Regions from separate parts of the Mus musculus genome. Here region 1 is linked to region 2. The links are chromatin loops, found by intact Hi-C in ENCODE. Cell type or tissue: left cerebral cortex. All regions are shown on one strand. Each heading gives the region's core, and the rest is flanking DNA. Links, peaks and the distances in the headings are about the cores only. Region 1 has its middle 30 kb from the start of Gm41036. Region 2 holds the start of Tnpo1 (transportin 1).

Evidence for each region. Hi-C counts contacts between places; a loop is a spot of excess contacts. Peaks named below come from ENCODE experiments on the same cell type or tissue, not always from the same donor. Only the 100,000 strongest peaks of a DNase experiment are listed, where the experiment ranks them.
Region 1: it touches region 2 in a loop (5-fold over the local background); 3 of 42 quality-filtered maps call a loop at or near these places.

What each region holds. Positions count from the first base shown.
Region 1 is chr13:99,140,485-99,153,070 of GRCm38, reverse strand. No RefSeq gene overlaps it. Among named protein-coding and RNA genes, the nearest start is that of Gm41036, 30 kb to the left of the region's middle. In left cerebral cortex, for the core only: no CTCF peak of the experiment used is centred there; DNase peaks (open chromatin) are centred at 2,419, 3,192, 5,096 and 6,519; H3K27ac peaks cover 4,569 bases.
Region 2 is chr13:98,919,023-98,931,608 of GRCm38, reverse strand. It overlaps Tnpo1 (transportin 1), which reads left to right and starts at 5,225. Exons shown (of 24, transcript NM_178716.3): 1 at 5,225-5,358. The coding sequence starts at 5,344. It overlaps Gm52051, which reads right to left and starts at 7,197. Exons shown (of 2, transcript XR_003950643.1): 1 at 4,203-7,197; 2 at 2,448-2,576. In left cerebral cortex, for the core only: no CTCF peak of the experiment used is centred there; DNase peaks (open chromatin) are centred at 5,213, 5,855, 6,414, 7,388 and 1 more place; H3K4me3 peaks cover 3,134 bases; H3K27ac peaks cover 3,066 bases.

The sequences.
Region 1 (12,586 bases), core at 2,050-10,049, 220 kb before region 2:
GTGAGCTTGAAGCCAGCCTGGGTAACACGAAAATCTCTCCGGAAAAATAAAAGCTGGGGAGTGGGGAGAGGAAGGAAGGAGGGTGAGAATGAAGGTCCTTCAGAGTTCTTTAACGGTGAACAGTTTGTGTTGGACTAACACAGTAGCACTTTGTGGAGAGCTGCTGAGGTTCAGGAATCCAGCATGGGGGCTTCCCAAGCTACACCTGTCACCAAAACTGGCAGGAGCCAGATTGCCCTGCCTGTCCTAGACCTTCAGCGTAACCCCGCATGGTTCCCGTGGCTCCCGCTGCTGCTCTGATCCTTCTTAGGTCCCGCAAATCAAACGGGGACACCTACTGGTGCCCTCTCTCATGCCTGCAACTTCCTCGCTGGCTCTGGGAACGCTTTTTCTCCACGCTGCTTGAAGCATCAGCTTTGAGGACTCTCTCCACCCTAGGGTAAAGCAGCCTTTACGCTCGGTTCTGAAAACAGACCGGTGTGGCTTCCTCTGTACTCAGCTTTCCCTGTAGGCTCGCCGTCCCATCCTTCCAGCCCCAAGCCGCAGCCTCCCTCTGCTCTAGACCTTATAGACAACCTTTGGGCCACCTGCTGAGTTCTCACTTCTGGTGTGAGTCAAGTTCCTGTTACCGGCTGAGTCATCCTCTGGGCATCTTGTTTTGGCTCAGATTCCCAGCGGTGTCTGAGGTCCAGACCTGTGGTCTCAGCCTTGGCTGCACATTTGAATAAAGGGGAGAACTGATCAAATTGATCTTGAGCAAGTCCGGGGTGAGCATTTTTAACAGCCCCTCGATTCACTTCGCACGGGAACTGTCTCCTGAAATCCCGGCAAGGTTTTGCCTCCAACACCAAAAACAGTAAGCACAGAGTAAAAACTGAAAATGTAATCTCAAACAAGAATGGAAGAGGGTGATATATTCCTTACCTCTCATAACTGTCCGCAAATATTAACTTCTGAATTGACAATTTTGCAAACAGGGGCTGCAAATAAGCCCTTTCAGCCTTTTCGACTTTCAGATTTGAAAGTCATTTGAATCCTCACAAGGTCATTGTCATCTATTAAGATCAAATTTAAAGAGAAATGAGAGAGGGTGGGGTACTTGCTGCTCTTCCAGAGGTAAGTTATGTTTCCAGCTCCCATGTTCTATAACTTCTGTCTATAACTCTGGCTCCAGGGACTTGATTCCCCTTTCTGGCCTTTTCAGATCTCCCCCCCCCCTCTCACACACACACACTCTCTCTCTCTCACACACACACACTCTATCTCTCACACACACACTCTCTCTCACACACACTCTCCCTCTTGCTCTTTCTCTCTCTCTCTCTCTCTCTCTCTCTCTCTCTCTCTCTCTCTCTCTCACACACACACACACACACACACACACACACACAGAGGGGGGGGGGTGGGAATGAAGGAATTAGGGCCTCTTGAAGGATGTGACTCCTGGTTTGGTTATTCAGTCTTTCTGAGACGATGGGGTAAATATCAATTTTTAAATTCTGCCTATTTCAAGTGTTTGGTTCACTCGGTGATGTGAACTATCCGATGACAAACTTAGCAGTAAAAGTGATAACAGCTGAGAAGTGTTTATCTTCCTTTCATGGCCCCACCTGTGGGGTACATAAAACGCAATAGAACAGTGGAAAAGACTGGAAAGAGCAGCTGAACATGGCTCTGTTTGTGTACCATAAACAGACCACCCAAGTTGTAAGGTTAGACAGTGGCAACCATGGGAACCACGGACACACGATGCTGCTGCTCCTCCTACAGCTTCACGAGTGAAAACCATGAGAGGTCTTACGTCAGACTGCCATCTGGAATATAAACTGGAAGTATAAAGACACTGAGAAGTGAAAACCCCCTCCCTTCCGAGAGGCACGGGCCTATCACAGTTAATGGTCAATTAATGTGGAGTCGGGAACCAACTTGGGGGATGTCTTGGGGTAGGATTCAGGAAAATCACAGGAGGAAAAGAGGCATATGGGCACAAAACTGTGCCTTTAACTGGAAACTGAGGGAGGGGCGTGTCCTTCCATGCCCTGGTGCAGTATGTATGTTATGACATCATCATCCCCCACGCCCGTTCTTTGATCTCGTTGATGGGAGGGTCACAATGCCAACAAAAGGGGGTCAGGTTTTTTTGGTCCCAAGCTTTGCAGGTAAGTGTCTTTGACTACTGTTTGCCCACTCCAACCGACAATGCACCAAGTCTGCCTCTGCCAGGGCCTGTGCCAAAAGGTCAGGCCTCGCCTTAAAGAGACTTGGCATGTGAACTTAGGGAATGGTTGAGAGCTCAGCTAAGCTTCACAGATGAATCCCATGCACTCTGGTGAGTAGAAAACAGCCTCTCTGTCTCAGCCACTCTCAGGATCTAGCAGTCTGTGTCACTGGTCTGTCCCAGGGGGGGCCTTTCCCTCTGCCTGAAATCGAGTCTCTACTCTTAGCATAACTTCTGCCTTAGCAAACTCCTTTCTCCCCGGCTATCCAGATGGACACATTGTTACGTCACACGTCCACTACCTCTGTTCCTGGTCTATTTTATAGGCCTTATCACTATGTATAGTTATTTTATTATTTCTGCTTCCCTTCAACCAGCCTGTGTCCTCTGCCTGCTACCCCTCCAACATGCGCATGCTCTCTAAGTTCCACCAATTATCCTTACCTAGGTCCTCAGCATCACCTCGGTGCTCCTTTTCAACAAGTCTAAGCAAATGCTGAATTCATTTACCACCTTGGCTCTAAAAAGGTAACTTTTTGCTCTCTGCAAGGAAAAGGGAGGCGGGTAGAACTGAATAGCAGAAAGGGAATAAATGTGTCGGTCCATCCGGTCCATCTGTCAGTCACGGCCTCTGCGATTTCCTGCTGTGTGTCCATTAGTAAGACCCCCGCAGTACTTTCAGGATCACTGAAGGAAACTTTTCCACCTTAAGTGTGAAAGCCAGTAGCTACACAGAGGCCACTGAAGTGCAGAGGTCACCACAAACGCCTGAGAGTTAAACACGGAGTGATTTTTCTTTCCTTAGAGAGAGGGAAAACTTTGATGCGGACAGATCTAAAAAATCTCTTGATCTCTTTAAGGAGAGACAGGCTGCATCTTCTCCTCCTCTGCCATTTTATCATTTTGAATTCAAACTTGAATTCTTCCCCCGGCTTCCAATTAAACCACAGTCTGCCGGCTGTGCCCCTCCCCCTCCCACTTCTGCAGGCCGCTCTAAAGCTGAAAGACTTTGAACAGAATCTTTCTTGTCAATCCTTTTTGTTGAAGAGAATAAAGAAGGCCAGCCTTTGCTGAGAGAGGGTCTCTAGACTCCCGGTCACTCCTCCATACTCCATTCAGCTCATACTGGACCAAGGCTTTATCCACATCCCAGCCCCAGTGTGATGCTCAGGAGACAGAGGCAGCTAGCCTCTGCCCTAACCTACTCTGAAAGCCAGGACAGCCAAGAGTGTTCTTTGTGCAGCTGTGCTAAATAAGTCGCCCTTTCTCCAGTCAGCATAATCCATCCAGGAATCCAGCCTGTGCTCGAACACACTTGCCTCTCTCCTTCATCAAGCTGGCTATCTGGTGGCCTCTGTAATGTGACATACAGTGGAACAGGTTTAGAGGCCCAGGAAAGCCCCAGAGTTTACATGCTAGCCAGGAAACCTTGCTTTGATTTCCCTAAATTCCCAGGGCCAGGACATTCCCTACCCGAGAAGGAAGGCAACAGAAACAGGTTCCCACAAAGGCTTTGGTAATGAGTATGTTATGTAGAGGGGAGGAGAAAAGACCGTGTCCCCTTCGTGGCTGCCTGAAAGCCCTGCTGTGGACTCCCACTGGTCCACAAGTGTGTCAGTGAGACAGAATTGAGGCTCATGACCTCACCTTGACCTCCTCTGTGTTCATCTCTGTAACATGAACTGAGCCAGGCAACTGGCATCTTCTCCCCTCTAGAACGCGGCTCACTTCCAGTAACTTTCAAGAGCAATTAAAGGAGCTTGTTTTGTCATTTGTTTCACGTGGTTCCATACAATACCGAGTCCCACTCTGGTCTTGAGGTTCTGTTGGTTGGTTTGACAGGGGGTGGGGAGTAGTATTTGATCCTTTAAGACAAGGTGTCTCACCCTCTTCTCGGTTTAAGAGTGTCTAAGCCCATTCTTCTTCCATTTCCTTTTGGCTGGACGATCGCTGACTTCCAGATAGGTCTACCTGCAGCTCACCCTCCAGAGCTGTCCATCTCAGGATAAATGTAGATTTGGATCCCAGCTCTGCAGACCAGGAAGTCTGCTTCTTCTCCCGAGATGGGAGCATCCTGGCAGTTGACGGCACGGTGAGACTGACCAAGTATTCTAGTCCAGCTCCCTCTTGTCTTTTTATAAAACCATTAACGCTACCCTCATGACTTCTTGGATTAAGTTCCGGCGCATGACATTGGAGTGGTGCATTTTAAATTGCACATCCGTAGAGGCGCTGGGCCTGTGGTTCTGTGGTTCCGGGTGCTCTTGATCTAGAAGTCAGATCATTAGCCACCTTCCCCACATCCTCCCTTTGCTCACATATTCTTTTTATAAAGCTCTTATAAGACCTTCATTCTAGAAACTTCCAGCAGCTTTGTATCAGTTGTAGATTTTAGGAAGTGTCGGCATGGATGCCAGTGAAGATGGGCGTTGCTATAACATAATAAAGAAGAAAAGAAGAAGACTTAAAATTCATTACCTCATTTAAATAACATGAATATATATACTGTAACCAACAGAAAAGCAAATGACTGGCTGTGTTCTAGCTCCTGGGGTGGCATGTGGGGAGAGGTAGACTGAAGCAAAGGCCCTTGAGTCTTTCTCTAAGATTCATTCTGGGAAGCCTTATTTGAGCCTCCCTCACCTCACTCATTGAACCGAGAACGGGAGCTCTCCCCATCCAGTCCAAAGGAAACTCCAGTTCCCCAGACTCCAAAACGCAGTCTATATATATTTAGAAATGGGCTCAAGCTGCACTGTAGGATTTCTGGCAGCTAAAGAAAAGCCAGCATTCTTCAGGAACTTGTGAAATGAGTTCCCATCTGCCAAAAGAAGTTGCCGTGACTGTTAATTCTGGTACCTATGTTCTGAAGAGAGTGTTAAATGGATGGCCAAATCACAGAGAGTTCTCCAGACTTCTGCTATAGGCGGGGAGTGTTCCTGCAAGGAAAATCCCAAAAGAGCCCCCACACCCCCATGTGTTTGAACGACTCACAGCCATAGGCTTTACAGAGCTACTGCTCCAAAGAACAAAATGAGGTCAGGGGAGCCCATTGCTAAGGGCTGTTCCTGGCAGCCCATCCCTAGGCCCTGTTCACACTCAGCTCCTGTCTGTTTAGCCCTGGTCTTACTACTGTGGAGGAATCCCCACGGTGAGAATAGGCACCACTGGAGCCGGCTGAAATCTCAAGCTGCTCCGTAGGCATGGCAGCATACACAGTCTCTTGCAAGCCCTGCGTTTCCCAGTGTTTCCCTGGCCCCCATCACGTTACAAGCCTTGGAGACCCTGTCTTTTCAGGGTAATGTAGCCTGGCTGTCCTCTGGGGTGTATCTTGTGCCCTTTCTCCCTCTCCCTCTCCTTCTCTCCTTCCCTCTCTGCCTCCCTCCATCCTTCTTTTTCTCTCCCCCTCTCTACTAAATTCCTAGATTCTTATCTAATCTCCAAAGCCAGAAGTTGCCTTCTATGGCATACATTAATATTATTATGTTGAGCTAGGTATGTCAGTTCACACCTACATCCTACATCCTAGGGCTCTGGAGGCTGGGGAAGGAGAACAAATTTGAATCTGAGGCAGGTCTGGGCTATAGAGTAAGACCCTACCTCAAAACTCCAAAATAAATGAATGTATACAATAAATCTCTCTGTCCCTGTCTCTCTCTGTCTCTGTCTCTCTGTCTCTGTCTCTCTCTCTCTCTCTCTCTCTCTCTCTCTCACACACAGCTGTTGTTGGTCATTTATTCAATGTCCAGGTTAGCCCTAAAAGCCATAGTCATTTCAATATTTCACCAAGGTCTAGTTTATTACACTGTACTGACCTCAGGAATTCTAGAAGAGGATGAATATCATTTTTTTTTTTAAAGAAGAAGTTCTGCCAAAGAGAGCAGAAGGTTCATATCATCTTCTCTGAAAAGCAAAAAAGAAAAAAAAAAAACAGTTTCAGAAAAGGAGTGTCAGCTTTATGGTCTTCAAATAAATCTGTCACTGCTTCCCTGATTGCAGATGCCCCTGCACCTGGCCTCAGCCTGGTACGTACCACGTGTAGTCCATTCATGGGTGAAGGTTGATCGTGTCAGCATTTGGTTAGCAATCACGTGATTGGAGATGTGTTTGACTCTTCAGGATCCCAGCATGCATTGCCTCCCCACACTGAAGAATGACAGTTTATAGCCCAGACCACAGTTGAACAATCTGTATGATACGTGTAAAAATAGTCCAGCCTCGTTGCAGAGACTGGGTGTTATCTTCGGCATCTCCCTCCCAACCCTCTAGCTACCACCTCCTATGTCCCATCTGTCTTCTCATCTGGGGAGGGTTTTCACTTTCCTCCCGAAGTTTGACTGCTTTCTCTTCTCTTCTTTTATCCCTCGAAGGAAATTTCTGTGTGAATAAGGACTAAAATGGACGGCCATATGTCACTGAGAACGAAATCTCTGCCGACTTTGTCCCCTGAGCGCAACAAGAAGGCAGTCTTCTACTGAGATAGGATAGACTTGCACAGAGAGGAAGGTCCCTCACTCCAGCTCAGTCCCCCACACTGCAGCTAGCTGTCACTCCTTCAGCTCTCACTCCGGGGGAGATTCTCTCCAGCCTCCAGCCTTGGGCTCTTTGACTATATGTCCACTTAGAACCGTGGTCTTTCCTTAATACCAGTTAGCACGGATTAAAATGCATCCACATCTGTGTCCACTCCAGGAGTCTGTGGCATCCACAGGCATGTTTATCCCTGACTACATCTCATGATAGTGGGATGGCAGGGGGAAGATGCTATCAGAAACAAAAAACAAAACAAAACAAAACAAAAAAAATGGGTGAATTTTTTTTATTAAATCAGGCTAAGCAAATTTCATTACTGGTTGACTCTACACATTTTAAATGCTATAATGTTATACTCTTGGGGGAAATTTTGCAATAATTAAAAGTATTATCACTTATATTGAATAGCGTGAAATATATAAATATATAATTCTTGCTGTAGTTTTAACAGACGTATAGAACTCTAATCTATTATGGAAAGGCAGAGGAAGGCAGTGAATAAATGTAGAAATAATTATTTTGAGTGGGTAACAATGTTGTGACATTTACAAGTTTATTTACAAAAGATTATCTCCTGGAAAGAACCTAGCTCTCAACCTTCCTAACATGGTTCCTCATGTTCTGTTGACCCCCAACTATAAAGTTATTTTCATATTTACTCGTAACTGTATTTTGCTACTGTTATGTATCATAATGTAAATATCTAATATGCAGTATATTTGATATTTGACCCCTGGGAAAGGGTTGTTCAATCCCCAAAGTGTCATGACCCACAGGTTGAGAGCCACTGATCTAGCAGCTAGAATTTCCTATTTCTGTTCAGCTTCCCGACATAGGGCATGGTTGCATCTGAAAAAGGGAATAAAGATCAGAAAACTTGTCTGGAAATGAACATGCATCTGGTTTTGTGTTTTAGCCTCTCAACTCAGATGGTTTCTTTTATTGTCAGGACTCAAAACAACAAAGGGGTAAACTTTGACTGTTCGTGAAAAGAGAGCATACACGTCCGTCAGCTGTGAGAACCCGAAGGCTCTGGGTCAGTCTGCACCTGCTGCTGAGAACAGGTTAGGAAAGGCAGGGCACAGGGACACGGTACAACACTGGGAAGAGGAAGGGGCTTTGCAAAGTGTTAGGCTGTGTGGGCTGGGATTTCTATGCTATCTCTGGAGTCCACCCTGCCACACGCCTTCAATTCTTCTGAAAAGCAGTTGGACTGCAAATGAAGACAGCCCTTTAAAGTGATTCTTGACAACTGGATACAAAGGGAAGAGAAGAGATTTGCTGTTCCTGACCTAAGGCTGTTTCTTCGAGGTCTGCACTGGAGAGCTCCAAGTTCTATGGTAATAGCTGGACCTGGCATGAAGTGGTTCAGAGGGGGAAAAGATGATCTGCCAGCTGGGCTTCCTCACACTCCAACCCATCTGCCTCCCTCCCATCTTCCCAGGCTCAGGGAATTCCCTCAACCTACCTGCTGGCTCACTACCCTTACCACAGTGGCGGAAAACCCCACCTTTTCTCCACTCCTGACCTCCAGAGGTGCTGCCCTATCTGAATATCCTTAGGGTTCCAAAGCATGGATACCTCCCTGCCAGGTATAGAAAGTTGAGCAGACACTGTTCATGTGTGCAATGTATGTACATGTAATCATATGTGTGCATGTAGGCATCTGTCTGTATGTATGCAGACAGTATATGTGCACGTGAGCATATCCATGCATGCATATGTGTGTGTGCAAGCATGTGCACATATTGTGTGCACTTGGGGTTTTGGTACATACCTTTAACAAAGAGAACCAGAGGCAGTCTAAATCCCTTCCAGAACAAGGCCTCCAGAATAGAAAAAGAGGCATTTAGGTCACATCTTCAGGAAAATGGTCTCTACCACTCCCTCTTCGTTCTCTGATCCCTCACGACCACCATCAATAATTTGATGTCGAGCCTCGTGGCCATGTCTGAAGCATCCCAGGTGTTTCCTATGAAACCGCTGCCTCCTAACCCTCGCAGGCCCCTTTGGAGAGAGCCAAGCTTCTCTCTTCCTCTTCTGTTCAGCCTGGTTAGTCAACACAAAAGAGGATGCTAGCGTGGAGGTGACTAGCATTGGATGTAACCTGAAATTCCCCCCTCCCACCTGCTCACCCAAGTCAGTCGTGGTCAAATAGTCCTGTGGCCCCCAAAGCTCCTGTCCTATCATCTCAGACCTTTACATTTGAGATATCCACTGAAGAACATGTCACCGTGTGGTGTTCCTTCAGCTCAGTTAGCTATTCCCTTTACACACACACACACACATACACACTCAAGCTTCCCTGAGAGCAACACTGGTATCTCAGGCAAGCCTTTGTGGAGATGAGAGACAGGACTAGGTATCCTTTCAACCACAAACCAACACCAGAGCCAGTCCCTGAATGACACAGTCTGTCCTCTATCTTTATAGGCTTTATATAGTACCAAGCTAAACAATGTTTGTTTATTTGTTTGTTTTTGTTATGCTTGTGGTTCAGGTCAGCAGTGTTAAGTATCTTTATGACATACAGTCTATTTCATTCAAAGTGAGTATTACTGATTCATATGTATGTATGTATGTATGTATGTATATATGTATATGTGTGTGTATAATAATATGTATTTTTTCTAAACCCTTTTATTGATTCTTTGTGAGGTTCACATCATTCACCCCAGTACCACTCATCTTCCCATCCCCTCATATCTGCCCTTTGTCTTTGCAAATCCCCTTCAAAATAAAACATACAAGCAAGCAAGCAAGCGAACAAACAAAGCATAGAAAACAGCTCATCGTGGAAGCTGTAGTGTGTCACAGTGTGTCCCACAGTGTATCCCTCTGTCCACACATCTTCACTTGGAAATGTTTATTTCAATGAGTCATTGGTCTGGTTCAAGATCTCTGGCTTCTGCTACACTACCAACACTGGATCCTCATTGGGGCTACTCTGGGATATTCTGGTTTTGCCCTGTGTCATGGAAATCCTGCAGCTTTGGAACAGCAGGGCTGGCCCTTTCAAAAGTCCCAACCATTCACAGATGATACGGATTTGGGGGTGGGTCAATTCAGAGCCCTGGGTCTGGACTTGGGCAGTAGGTAGCTGAGCTGGTCAGCCCACCAGCTCTTCCTTATCTGGACCAACAGACTGAGCTCTCCAGCAGTGCTCAGGCTAGACCACCCAGTGCTGCCATCGGCAGGAGGCAGGGTCAGCTCTCCTGCTCTCCTGCCCCTGGCTCGCCTGCACCCATGCCTCCAGAGCTGAGTGCACTCTTCCCCCAATATCCCCCCACAGTCTCTGTGAGGGACTGAGACAGCTCATCTGCTCTCATGACCCCAAGACCAGTTGTTCCATCTGCAGCAGGAGCAAGGGCATCACTCCTGTACCCACTTATACCAGACAAGTGGAGGGGACAGTTCTCCTATGCTCTCACTCTTGGGGCTGGCTCACCTGTACCCCTGACACAATGGGGGCTGTACTATTGAGGTCACATTCAGGGTGCACAAGCTGATAAGGGGCAGGGCTAGCCACACCCAACTCCCAACTCATGACCCTGTAGACAGCTTTCCTGACTGCCCCAGATGGAGGGGGTGGGGGGAATCACCTCTGCTCTCATACTACCCAACAGCAGGTGAGTAGCAGGATCAGCTTCTCCCATACTCACACTCTTGTGTGACTCACCCACACCCCACCACCAGGGCCAACCCCACTGTGCTGCCTGGACAAAACACAGGGTATCCTCTCCAGAGTGCTGCCTCCAGTCAGAGATGGGGTCAGCTCTTCAGAATGTGGCACCCAATGAGGAGGAGGGACCAATTATACACATTCACATGTTCCCTAGTGGCTGCCCCAACCAGGGACCATGTTCTCTAGTGGTAATATGAGCCATAGACATCTATACCAACTCCTGCTGCTGTATAACCACAGACTCAGATTTGGCCTTCAGTGGCCACTTGGGCTGGGACCTCACCATGGAAGCAGGGCTCTCCAATCACAGCAGGCTACTCTTCTCCACCCTTGAGTCTCCAGGTTCATCTCTCTTCTTGCTCCACGTCTCTCTCTCTCTCTCTCTCCCATCTGACCACCACATTCTCACAACTTGCGGTGGTTCCCACTGCAGCCTGGCCACACTTTTGGTGGGTCCCTGGGTGACAGTTCTCCATCCATGCTGTGTGGCATGGTGGCAAGAGGATGTGTATGGCCCACCTCTGCCAGGGGCTGGAGGGTAGGTCTGTGGGTGATAGGGCAGTCTGCAGGTCCCTCTGTCTTCCTCCTCCCATGCTGTGTTGCCTGGATTTGATTTGATTTGATTTGATTTGTATGAATCCCAGGCATAAGATCATTTTGGCCACCAAACCAAGTATCAAGCCAAAATGAACAAAGGACTGCCATGTATTGGCTCTGCCCCTTACCGATGTAAGAGTTACACCACTAATAAGGTGCCTCTTTGCCCTTTACCAGGGGGGAAGAATATGCATTCTTTTGTCTTAGCGTATTATAATGAGTAAAATAAAAGCCAATGAAAACCTACCATGGCCTCTCAGGTACCAACTGTCCATAGATATGTGTATGAGGAGCAGCCACAAGTAGAAAACGTTCTGCTCTTTCTCCTCAAGTGGAACTATGGACTCAATGGAGCCGAGCAGTGGGCACCTTCCACCATAGAAACCCACTGTTGGCATGTTCCCAGGGGAGCCAGAGATAACGTTCTTCCAAGCCTTCCTCGAGCCGCCATTTCCTTCCTCAAAACTCCAAACTGAGGAATTTGAAGGTCACCTTGGAACTCAAGTTTCTGGGGCATCCGGAGCGAGCCTGGAGCTTTTATTCTATCTATACTCTGAGTAGCTTCACCATTCCCAGGAAGAGACACAAAACCTGCCTCCTAACAGAGAAAGCAACTTCCCCCTCCTTTTCTGTCCCCAGGGAGCCCTACAGGACACTCATGGAGTGAAGGGGCCAAGGGACCCTTCCATCAAAATTGCCGCTCCTGGATGTTATCTCTCTTGCTACTTAACCGGAATCCTCAAACTATCTTAATAAGTTTCCCAACATTTCAATTCATTTCTTTTATCTCCTTCAGATAAGATGAGGAAAGTTTTGAAAATGACTTCAGGGCCTTTTGCACCAACTAGATAAATGGTCAGGTCTGCGAGAGGTTAATACTACATAGCTTTCTCTTTCTCTCGCTCAGGCATCCCATCAGGGTAATTGTAATCTGTCTCATATCAACAAAATGACTAAAGCACTTTGCAAGGAGTTATCAACTAATTTCAGAGCAGATTTTTTTTTCTTTAATTCTATGGAATATGCAAAGGCGCCTTTCTAATTAAATAACTCACCGAACAAATTTTGTTAAAATTGAGTTTCCCTTTTTAGAGCAAGGGCAAGCTAAGTCCCTCAAGGATGTGGGGCGGTGGGTGATAAATGAGTTTAGGTGATCGTGTTCGATGATAGTCTGCTCACAGATGGCATGTCAGCCACCTGGAGAGTTATTAAAATAGGACTTTAATTATGTTCTGGCCGTGTTTTGGTCTCTACCCTGTCGATTCCAAAAACCCTTTATGAAGAATAGATGCTGTCCTGAGCTGGTAGAACCACGAGGCTTCCACTCCGGCTAGCACCATCCTCATCACCCTTCGGAAGAGCTGGAGGTGCGACTTAATAGAGCCCCATCTCCCGCTCTTGTCTCCCCACAGGGCACCTGCAATGCAGCACACCAGGGCAATACTGCTGGAATGTGGGCCAGTCCCAGAAATGCTTATGACTTTTGTGTATTATGTTTTCAGTCAAAACTAATCCCAATGTTTAAAAAGTGAATCAGATAGTATAATTAGTAT
Region 2 (12,586 bases), core at 2,975-10,974:
AGAATCATTTCTAAACAGGTCCACTTCCCCTGCATCCTTTCTTTCCCACCAGCTCTGATGGGTGGTGGACTAGAAGGGAGGTTGTGATGGTTTATATGTTTGGCCCAGGGAGGGGCACTATTTGGAGATGTGACCTTGTTGGAATAGGTGTGCCACTGTTGGAGTGGGCTTTAATACCCTAGTCCTAGCTGCCTGGAAGCCAGTATTCTGCTAGCAGCCTCAGATGAAGATGTAGAACTCCCAGCTCCTCCAGCACCATGCCTGCCTGATGTTGCCATGTTCCTGCCTTGATGATAATGGACTGAACCTCTGAACCTGTAAACCAGCCCCAGTTAAAACTGTTGTCCTTTATAAGACTTGCCTTGGCCATGGTGTCTGTTCACAGCAGTAAAACCCTAACTAAGACAGAGGTTAAAGCATTTAAGAGCCATCCTTAAAAATAAGGTTTGAGAAAATTAAAGTTCAATTGTTCAGTTGTTCAACTGTTCAATTGTTTTGCAGGCTGCTCTCTCTCTCTCTCAACAGCATCTGACTCTGTAGCCTTGGCTGACCAGGAACTCACAGAGATCCACCTGCCTGTCTCCTGAGTGCTGGGATTAAATGTGTGGGCCATCCTGCCCTGTTCTTGGTCAGATACTTCCTATATCACTGTATCATCTTTTTGTTGTTGTTTTAGATAGATCTACTTATTTTGTTTTGTGTATGTGTTTTGTCTGCATGTATGTATGTGTACCACCTACATGCTTGCTGCCCGAGGAGGTCAGAAGAAGTCATCTGATCTGCAACTAAAATTATAGCTGGTTGTGATCCATCCTGGTGGTGCTGGGGATGGAACCTGGGTCCTCTGCAGAAGCAGACAGAACTCTTAACTGCTGGGTCATCTCACCAGCATTACCTCTGTGTTCTCTGATTGTCATTTATGTCTCTTCCCCTCCCTCTGCCCCATACAGCTCGAGGTCTTCTTAGTTCTTGATAATTTTCTGCTATATCAATTATCACTGATTTGGAGTACTGTGTTACAAGATTTAGGATATTTTAAAGTCCTCTCTTTTAGCTAACTTTTTCTGAGACACTGCTCACAAGATGAGTAGGGTAGGGGGCAGGCACTACCTACCACTGCCAGTTTGGTAGAGGCCCAAGTCCTGCAGGTTTTTTTAATTGACATTGAGAGGCTTCAGATGTGATAACATTGTGTGCAGGATCCTAGGGAAGGAGGGAGGAGCTACCTTAACCTAAGTAGAAATCTAGGCTTCCTGCTAGGACTTTGTTGACAGGACAGTGGGGTGGGACATATCATAATATCCTTTGATTTTTGCTGACTTAATCAGCTCTTGTCCAAAAGTTTTCTGTATTCTGTACTGCCCCTTCAGCTAGAGAGAGAAGTGTTTTGATGGAACATTTTTGTTGTTTTGTGCTTTGGTCCGGGCCACTGGGATTTCCAGGTTCAGTTTCAAGTGTGGGCTATATAAGGCCAAAGAAACCCGGGAGACCTCATCTTTGTGTCATTCCTTGAGTCGCACGGCCCCTGCTCAGTCTATTTGCTTTCTACCAGAAGCCTCTTCCGCTGCTTGTTTTCTATGCAATGTCTGGGACTTTTGGCTGTACTGAGAACAGTGAACACTGTGCCTTCTGCATCTTCCCAGGAGCAGGAGCCTAAGTAGGCCCTTTTTATAAATAGAATTATGTTTTAATTGCTAGGAGTTATTAATAGCTCAAGGAATTTAAAGTTAATCCTTCCCCAGTTAAAAATAACTTCTTAATTTATCATTTTATAAATTAAAGCCTTATGTAAGGGTTTGCTTTAAGTAAGAAATGCCTATAGATTATTTACATATTGCTGAATGTACTATAACTGTCCCTGCAGCATTTACATTCTCCTAAATTATTTCTTTAAAAAGATTTTCCTTAATGTTAATCTGGAGATGTTTCAAAGCAGAAGACAATTCCTTAAACTGTGTAGTGCTAAACAGAATCAAGAGTTAAGAAGGAAAGAAGGTTGGGTAAGACAACAGTGTCTTTCCAGGGGCACAACTGAAAAATGGTTCTGAGAAGTACTCTATTTTAAAGCTTGCCTACTTCAGGTACTACTCCAGCTCTATCTTAGTGAGCTTCTATGTAGCATTAGTAATGATTTATTACTAATAATTAATAAAATAATTGTGCTAATAATTATTAAATACTTAATATATTTGCTATAAAATATGTTTATTAAATATATTGTAATTTAAAAATAATCTAAGCCGGGCGTGGTGGTGCATGCCTTTAATCCCAGCACTCGGGAGGCAGAGGCAGGCGGATTTCTGAGTTCAATGCCAGCCTGGTCTACAGAGTGAGTTCCAGGACAGCCAGGGTTACACAGAGAAACCCTGTCTCCAAAAACCAAAAAAAAAAAAAAAAAAAAAAAAAAAAAAAAAAGAGGAACTAACTAAAGAACAGAAAGGTTTTAAGGTTAAAAGCAAAGTTTATTACCATCTTAAATTTCAGTATATGTCATTGAAAAATGCCAACATGTCTGCAGAGTTTCACCACATGAAACGTAAAGAGGAAACATCACGCAGTAGCTGGTATCCTGTACACTAAGGAAAAAAATAGCAGAAAAGAAAAATTAAATCACATATGGTCATAAGCCTTAAGATGAGTAAGAGTAGTTTTAGCTTAAGATCAGAGTCAAAGATCACTTATTTAAAGCATCTCTACCCAGAATCTCTGTATAGTCACATTCTCATTTCAATCCAATGAAAGAATAGATTCTTAGATTATCTCATCCCAATTTTTAAAAAAAGATTTATTTATTTTATGTATGTGAGTACACTGTCACTCTCTTCAGACACACCAGAAGAGGGCTTCGGATCCCATTACAGATGGTTGTGAGTCACCATGTGGTTGCTGGGAATTGAACTCAGGTCCTCTGGAAGAGCAATCAGTGCTCTTAACCACTGAGTCATCTCTCCAGCCCCATCTCAACTTTATAATATCTAATAACCAAGAATTTTTTGTTGTTGTTTTCGAGACAGGATTTCTCTGTGTAGCCCTGGCTGTCCTGGAACTCACTTTGTAGACCAGGCTGGCCTTGAACTCAGAAATCCGCCTGCCTCTGCCTCCCAAGTGCTGGGATTAAAGGTGTGCGCCACCATGCCCTGCCTAAAGAAAAATTCATGTGGGGTGGTGGTAACACATACCTTTAATACCAAAAAGTACCAAAAATAAAATACCAAAAAAAAAATGTTTTTCTTTAAAAAGAATTCAAGGGAATAAATCCTTTTATATATACTAATTAATATTCAATCCTTCCTCCTTCCAGTTAGCTTTGTTTATTCCCAAAGTAGTATTTAGGTAAATTCTTCTTCATTGCTTGGTGTAGGTCCTACAACAATCCTTAGTTGCTCATCTTTAGTTTTATTTATGTGTATGAGTGCTTTGCTGCCACGCACATCATGGGAATGCCTAGTGTCTGTGGAGGTCAGCAGGGCATTGGACCCCTGGAACTGGAATTATGAACGGTTATGAGCTACCTCATGGTTGGAGACTAAAACCCAGGTCCTCTGCAAAAACAAAGGCTGTTACCCTCTGAACCATTTTCCCAGCCCCTAATCTTATAGATTTTAATGCTATTTTATTTTTTAAATCTCCAGCAATGTAAGATTCAGTTACCACAATCACACAATCATCTGATTTTTACAAGTCTCTACTCTACAATGAAAGCTTTTAAGTATAAAATAAGACCTGTTTACATTTTTCCTTGCAGTAAATTTTTTTGCAGACTCACCAAACTGCTCTGGAGGAAGGTTTACATTAAATTGTTTTTCTTAGGACATATTCCTTCTTAGAAAATTCCTTTCCAAGAACACTACTCTATCTAACTTCTATTAAATCAACATTTAAAAATGTTTATTTTATTTGATAGAGACAAAGTTTCTCTGTGTAGGCCAGGCTGGCCTGGAACTCAGCAATCTGTCTGCCTCTGCCTCTGGAGTGATGGGACTAAAAGTGTGGGCTGCCATGCCTGGCCATATTTTAGTAATTTTAAATATTTTCCCTTTCAATTTTCAGCTTTCTGATGATAAAAACCATCTTTTAGTCTCAAACTTTGAGTTAAGCTAATTGTAACACTAAAAAGTATTACAAGTGAAGATTTTTAAGCTTCTTAATAAATAAGTTGTAAATATTTAGCATTTTTCAAGAATTAGGTACAATAATTTTACCTGTAAAGTGTATGGAGAGCAATCACTGCCTAAACAAGAAGTATGTAACACTAAGGCAGTTGAAAGCACTGATGTGAAGATAATTCTCGCTGGCCACTCACTCAGAAAAAAGGACCACCTTGCTGTGCATATTTAAAATACTCATACGTGGTAAGTTTGTGTAAAAATAACCAGGCAGGGAAGAACGATTCTTCCAAGACCGGGTTTCTCAGTATAGCCCTGGCTGGCCTTGAACTCAGAAGTCTGCCTGACTCTGCCTCCCAAGTGCTGGGATTAAAAGCGTGTGCTACCACTGGGAAGAACAATTCACCTCTCTTCATTACCATTATTGCAACTGGCTTGAAAAGTGCCTACCTCTCCCATTTTAAAACACTTTCAGCTTGAAGTTACAGTACCTCTCTGGTGGTGGCTGTATAAGGAGAGAGGAGAGCTTATTATCTCCAAGCTCAGGGAACTAGCTTTATAGTAGAAACATACCTAGAGATGTAAACCTAATTTTCTAAATCATTTCATTTGGTTTTATATGGTAGTTTCGTGCTACATCAGCACATTTCAGAAGCCCCTGTGTTATCAAGGGGGCCGCCGTCCGCCCACACCCTTCTGCCTTGTCCCAGGAAAGCTGTAACAGTTCGACTGTGGGACGAGCGGCCTGGTGGGTGTCGCCGGGCTCTGGGCTCGGCGGTCTCCCGGGGGGGACACGAGTGCACTCCGGGCACGCACGTCACCTGCCGCCGGAAGGGCCGTGCATCTGGGCGTTCACACTCAACGGGCTGGGCAGCGGAGGCCGCGACTGAGCCCCAGGCTGGCTTGTGGGGGCTGCAGTGGGCGCGAGGGGGTGTGAGGCGGGCACGGGGCCGAGGCGTCGACCCCGGGACCCCGCTTGGTGAAAACCGCTGGGGCGCGCCGCCCGCCCGCCCGCCTTCCCGACGCAGGCCAGCAGGCCCAGGCCGCAGTTTTCCCAGCCCCGTCGCCGTTGCCAAGGCGACCGCCGCCGAAGATTCCCGCGCCGGGCTCCGCCCCCCGGCCAATCGGACCGGCGCTCGCCGGAGCCCGGATTCTCTTTGTTCCGCAGCCATTTCAGGCCCCGGACGGGAGGCAGCGCCGCTTCGGCAGAAAGGCCCGAGCGCCGGAGGCCTCTGGGATGGTGTGGGACCGGGTAGGTTGGCGTGAGGGTGCGTGGCCAGGGCGGAGGCGGGTGGGAAGCGGCCCGAGCGAGCTCCGACCGGCCGCCGCGCCGAGGGGACCGCGCTCCGCTGTCCGCCCTCTCGGACGGGGCCTGGCCGTTTGGAGCCCGCCGGCGACGGCGCGGTTCTAAGCCCAACAGCTGCGGTCCCGGGCGCCCTGCGGGTCCCGGACAGGGCAGGCGGCGCCCCAGGAGCGGGAGGTCGGTCCTGGGGGTGGCGGGAGGCTGGCGGGCCGAGCCGCTGCGATGCCCGTCAGGCCGCACGGTGCGAGGGCCCGAGGTCGCCGGTCTTTGTCCCGGAGCCTCGCACACTCCGGTTTCTGCAGCCAGCTGATCCGTCTCCCCCGAGGGCCTGCTGGCCTCGCGACCTGTGAACATAATTTTAATGTTTGTAACTACGGGTTTTGCTTAGGTTTGTGGGTTTTGCACGTCTGCCTCTGTCTGCCCACGCCACGGGGAAGGGCCGCCGAGGAACAGACCCGCCACCACAATCAAACTGGCTTTAGAAAGGCTTTCTTCCTCTTAGAAATGATCTCGCGGGGCTTAATTTTTTTTAATCACGTGGGGTTTGCAGGGATTGTTTACAGTTTCACTTTGTTACGCCAGTCGCGAATCAGCTGTTAACTGTAGAAACGAAGTCAGAGGCTGTCCACTAGTTGGGGAGATTGTATTAAGAAGCTTAGTATGTCCTGTTCGAAAAACAGTGATGGCTTCAATGAGTACGTAAGCAATGCTTTTCCCCCCTAAAGAGAAGACGCTCCTTAAATGCAAAATATTCGGTGAAATCAGTATTTGGAACTGACCTGTCTGTCTGCAATGTGCACGCTCAGACGTGTTCATCTTTAGGATACCAAAAGTACCTGCTGGGTTTTGAGTTTCCCTATCGAAACTTTCACTTAAGTGTGGTAAGAAAGTGTGCTAATGAAGTAAGTGGATGGTTTGTAGTTGGTGAGAAGTGATCCTTGTTACTGTCCTGTAACCCTCCGTCCTGGTTCTAGAGAATGGCTGGTCTATGTGGAAATTTGCAAGTGCAAAGGAAAAATACTACTTTAGAGGTGGCCGATTTATTTTAAACTCCTTGACACTTGCCGTGTGTGGGTGAATAGTGGTTTGGCAATTCAGCTTTTACTTGAGTCCGTGTACACCTACTGCACTGTGAGTGGTTCGTCTTCCCTTTCTGAAGAGGGCCTCGGCCTTCCATTAGCCATGTGCTTTTCCATCCTGCCCTGGCCAGAAATTACTGAATTCCTCCCACTGAAAGACCTATAGAAAATATTTTTGTATTTCTCCCTCCATTCCTAAAAGCCTTTTTGCCATTATATAATAGCAACAGGATAGAATTTTATCTTAAAAAAAAAAAAAGATCCTAGCTGTGCCTTTTTGCCATTATATAATAGCAACAGGATAGAATTTTATCTTAAAAAAAAAAAAGATCCTAGCTGTGACTATTTCCAGTATCAATAATTGTTATAGTCATTGTTTTATGACTATTTTTTTTTACTTATGTTAAAGTGATTGTGTGCATTCAGTTTTCTTAAATTGTGTTGAAATGTGAACATGTGCTATATTTAGAGGAATTTCTTGTGTTTGTTAGCCATATTGGCAAGCTTTTTTTTTTGAAAAGAAATCAGGTTCTAAGGAAGCCAAGTCAAGTTCCACATGAAGTAAATGTAACCAGAATAAATGAAAGAGAGGAAGGTGACAGCATGCGGACTGCCTTTGGAGGCAGAGGCAGGCAGATCTCTGAGTTCCAGGACAGCCAGGGCTCCACTGAGAAACTCTGTCTCCAAAAACAAACAAACCAGGAAAGAAAGAAAAGAATGTGGTATAAGATGCCAAAGATTTGGCCCTCCCCACCCCCCCCAAATGCTTACGTGCAGAGATTGAGAGAGCTGAACTAGAGTGTAACTGGTGATTTCAGAATCACGGAGGACAGTGCACCTTCCAAAAGGAAACTTCTCACAAGATGAGGTCCTGCTTGGCTAGTGTTAGTAAGGCTCTAGCAGGTTAGAGGAGTGTATTCACTGTTGGACAGAGGTTTGTGAGAGTGGGTGGACTGTGGTTAGTCAGGTAGAGGTTAGGAAGGGAGGTTCTCAAAGCCTTTGTGTGGTTCTGACACATCTATCCTAGGCACTGTTCTTAGAAGGACTGTAGTTGGTGTGATGAGTAGAGTATTCGCTTTCAAGCATCTTCATGCACAAATGAAACAAGAAACGAGGATGGAGATTTGTCTTCAAAAAAAAAATTTTTTTTTTTTTTGAGACAGGGTTTCTCTGTAGTCTTGGCTGTCCTGGAACTCACTCCGTAGACCAGGCTGGCCTCGAACTCAGAAACCCACCTGCCTCTGCCTCCCAAGTGCTGAGATTAAAGGTGTGCGCCACCACACCCAGCTCACATCTTATTTCTAAAAGGCAGTCAGTGGCAGTGGAACTATTTGAATTTAGTACAGAAAGGAGACAGGTGGCTCTCAGTGTGAGGGGTTTGAATCATCGGTGTCCTTCTAATGGCTTAGGTTATGATACAAGGTAGGCTTGTCCTGCATGTGGATGGGCAATCTAAGCCAGGCCCTTTGTAATTGTCAGTGTAACGTGAAACAGGTTACATCATCTCGGTTGTGTTCTGAGAACTGAGTTCACTTAGGAAGCTCTCAGAACCAGGCCCACATGGAGTCGATGCTCCACAAATCACTAATGTTCTCGTCATCATCGTTTTCAGTGTTTTTTATAACTATGAGAAATAAACTTAAAATTGCCAATTTCAGGATGGTACAGTAATTTATCTAAGCCCTTCAGTGTATTTTCTACAAATGTGTATATTTACACAGTTGAGATTTTATTGCATAAGTAATTTTCTGCTTGCATTTTCTTAAGCTAATAAGTGATATTGTTTGTTTTTTTATGAATGTGTAATGTTTGTGTGAATTTCTCTTAAAGAGTTTTTAATTGTTTTTTGTAGTTACATAATCACTACACCGAACATCTTTGTGCATGAGACAATTAGCTGCACTTTAGATGTTTCTTTGAGATGCTGGGTATCATTCACGTTTCTGAATTCATATTGTCTGGTTACTTTTGCTTAAGGCAAGTGTGATGGTTTGTGTATGCTCGGACCAGGGAGTGGCACTAGTAGAAGGTGTGCTCCTGTTGGAGTAGGTATGGCCTATTGGAGTAGGTGTGTCACCGTGGGCTTGAGCTTTGTCCTAGCTTCCTGGAAGTCAGTATCACAGAGGTGAAATCTTCTGGGCAGTGTTTTCTGTGAGCACAAAGCAGCTGTGTTCTGGATATAGCCAAGGTTATACCTCCTGCTGCTGCTGTACTTGAAGGGTCACTCAGGTGGTACTGGTTTGAAGACATGAAGAAGTCATGAAGAACAGCTGAGGCTTGGCATTGTGAGAAGCCATGGAAGGCCATTGGTGAAGGTGCAGCCTCGGTTGCAGTTAATGGCACAGGACTGAAGGATTTGAGACTTGGCACCATGAAGAGAGCCTATGAGAGGCGATTGGTAAAGCCGAGTTGCAGCAGAAGGCCTCAGAATATTGGGGATGTTCTTGGCTGATCACCAAGAACAGCTATGGCAGTGGAGTGGATCAACCTGAGCTTAGGGTGCTACAGAGGGCAGAGCTGGAGAAGTGATGCCAGCCCTTTCGAGGAACCCAGAAGATCATGTGTGGATCTCAGATATTGAAACAAGAATCTGTGAAGTTGAAGTTGACTTGGAGACCCCAAGATACTAAAGATGCCAGAGCCATGAAAGCTGCTAACAGGAGTGGAACCAGCCCAGGAGAAAGCAGTTTCAACACAGATGAAAAAGGAGTTGGAGATCTGAAGACTGCTTTGACATCAGCCTTGGAGATGCAGAGTTTGGAATTGGCTCAGCTGGTTTTCTGCCTTGCTTTGGGGATTACAGTTCAGTGATTGGATGAATCTCAGAAGAGACTTTGAAGTTTGAAATTTTAACATTGTTGAGACCACTACAGACTGGGGACTTTTGAAGTTGGACTAAATGTACTTTTATGCTATGGCTAGATATGGCCCCCATAGACTCATGTGTTTGAATAAGTCTATGGGAGCCAGGGAGTGGAATGTGATGGTTTGTATATGCTTGGCCCAGGGAGTGGCACTATTAGAGGGTGTGTCCCTGTTGGAATAGTTGTGGCCTATTGGAGTAGGTGAGTCACTGTGGGCATGGGCTTAAGACCCTCATCCTAGCTGCCTGGAAGTCAGTATTTTGTTAGCAGCCTTCAGATGAAGATACAGAACTCTGAGCTCCTCCTATACCATGTCTGCCTGGATGCTGCCTCGTTCCTGCCTTGATAATACTGAACTAAACCTCAGAACCTGTAATCCAGCCCCAATTAAATGTTTATCCTTATAAGACTTGTCTTGGTCATGGTGCCTGTTTACAGCAGTAAAACCCTAACTAAGACAGCAGGTTTATTTTTCATGGTGGTGGTTTGAGACAGGGCCCCTCTCTGTAGCCCTGGCTGTACAGGAACACTTTCAGAAGACCAGACTAGCTTCCATCTCACCGAGGTCTGCCTCTGCCTTCTGAGTGCTTGGATTAATGTTGTGGACCGCTCTGCTCTGCTCTTGGTGGTGGTTTGATCTTTATTGCTGTTACTGTCTGTGTGAGTAGTGTTAGAGATTGAGCTCATGACCTCATGCAGGCTACATGTTGAGGATGGACTAAGTTATGCGCGCTGACCTTGAACTCACTCTAGTCCAGGCAACCCTTACACTCTTCATCCTCTTGCTTTAGCTTGTGCTTACAAGCCTCTACCGTTAGGGCTGCTGTTGTTTGTTTGAAGACAGCCTCTGTTGCTCAGGGTTAGCCTCAGATCGTCCCCTTCTGCCGCCATCGTCCCTGTGCAAAGGTAATAGATGTTCACTACTATGCTAGGCTTGCTTGAGGGAATTTGGTAATGTTTATGAAATAAATAGAAGCAGCATAATGCTAATGCACCACTGTTGGGCGACAAAGGAGAAGGAGGGGGACTGAATTAGTGCTCCTTTCCATTGTAGTCAGGAGGTACCTGTAGTCATCTGTCTGCTACATATCATTTCTTATACCGAATTCTCATCATCATAGTTCTGTGTTACACATGGAAATTATTTTTCTCTGATTGATGGGAAAAGGTGGAGATGCATTTTGCACAAGGGCTAGATATGCAAGCCTGACTCTGAATCTAGGTCTGTCTGTCTGTCTAAAAGATACTACTTGTACATTTCTGTGTAGTACATACTCCAAGTAATGAATGGTTAAGTTACAAAATTAAACCAGACAGACCTTAACTTTCCACATTTTAGAAAATGGAAAAAAAAAATCTTTACCAGGAGGAAATCTAATTGTATACATAGAGATATATAATATATATAGAGAGACATCTGGATTCTGAAATGGTTGCAGCAACAATATGTGGGCTCAGCATTCTTAGTAATGCTCTCCAACAAATGGCAAAGAGAAAAACCAAAGAAGTCACAAATTTGATTAAATTTAGTGACTAAGAGAAGTTTAAAGGCCCATTAAGTAATTGAATTGAAAACTATACTCGATGAAGCCCATTCCTGGTGAAATAAATGAAAGTCTTAATGGAAAATAAGCCAAGAAGACTAGAGCTGTTTAACATAAGAAGGATAGAAGATTTCATGCTGAAAACAGAAGGAAAACAGAAGGAAGGCAAACCCCACATACATGCACGTGGGTTGCATTTTACAGCTGACTGAAACAGTGATGAGATAGTACATTGCACTCCTCCTTCACGCCCACCAGAAGTGCTTGTCCCAGAAAGGACACAGGTCCTTCCTATCACTTTTGTCTTTCCTAACAAAAGAAATTATAGGAGAGAAATAATTGAATGTTCCAAACTGTTGTATTTCTGTAAGCAAATGCTTAACAATAATGACAATCACATCATTAAAAAGTGAACATCGAGTTACAGAGTCAACTTTCATTTGTTTCCATTAGGGATTAACATTTTTGAAAACTAACTGAGCTGAGGAGGTGGCTCCATGGGTCAGGTGCTTGCCATGAAAGCGAGCGAGCTTAGGTCCCAGAACACGTGAAGCCCTGGAATCAGCTTCTCCTACAGCGATGCGAGGGAGAGGCAGGCGACTCCCTGGAAGCTCGCAGGCCAGTTACCCAGGCACACTCAGCAGTGAAGCTCTCTCTGGACAGACACACATATACACCAGTATTTAACAAGAGAAGGAAATATTTAGTAAACACGGTTTTCTGAAGTCAGCAAGTTAAAGCAGTAAACTCTTAGAAGTCGGCTCCCTCAGCTGCAGAGAGCACAAGCTCGGGTCGCCTTGGCTGGCTGGTGCAGTAGCTGTGGAGAGAGATGTGAGCAGAGGATGCCACAAGCACTGTCAGAGGCCGACAGGTTTGCTGTAGCCCAGGGAGGCCTAGGAGAGGTCCATGAAGAGTAGAGTGCAGCTGGCGCGTTGGGAGCTGGAAGCCCATTCCTCTGTGTGTGCAGGAGGTAAGCACCTACTGTGTTCTTGGTCCACTGAGCATACGTGGCAGATTATAGATATTTTCTACTCTCTGGTCCATACTAGCCTTGCCATTGTAGTGCAAAGCAGTTTCAGACAGCAACGACACTAACTGGTGTGGTCAGATTTGCCTCAAGTGTTTTAATTCACATTATACTAGAATAAACTATTGAAATTTTGAAATGAAACATGTTCATTACGTGTATAAATCATCAAGAACAAAATGGGTTTTTCAGATTATGAAATACATAAAAAGGAAAACCGCTCAATTACTTACTTTATTCTTGTTCTTATTGCCACAGGCTCTCTGTATAATCCTGGCTGGCCTAGGACTTACTACATAGATCCTGCTGGCCTGGAACTCACAGAGAGATCCTCTTGCTTCTGCCTCCCAAGTGCTGAAATTAAATATACCACATGTGGGTATATGCCACCACACCCAACCTAGGTATTTTAAAGTAAAACCATTTTACCATAGTAGCTTCCATTTCTTAACAAGATGGATGAGTCAGGTGTCAGGATGTCTTTGTCAGTAACTGCAGAGGCTCCTGGTTCCTCGTCAGCCTTCATCTGCATTTCATTTATCAGATTTGTAACATGTCTGTTCATAGTCGAATTTCCCACCCACCTCCCCATCTTAACCCTTCTTAACCTTTATTTTGTGTCCTCTGGGGTTTACTGTCTACCTACCAAAAAGAACTTTCAGC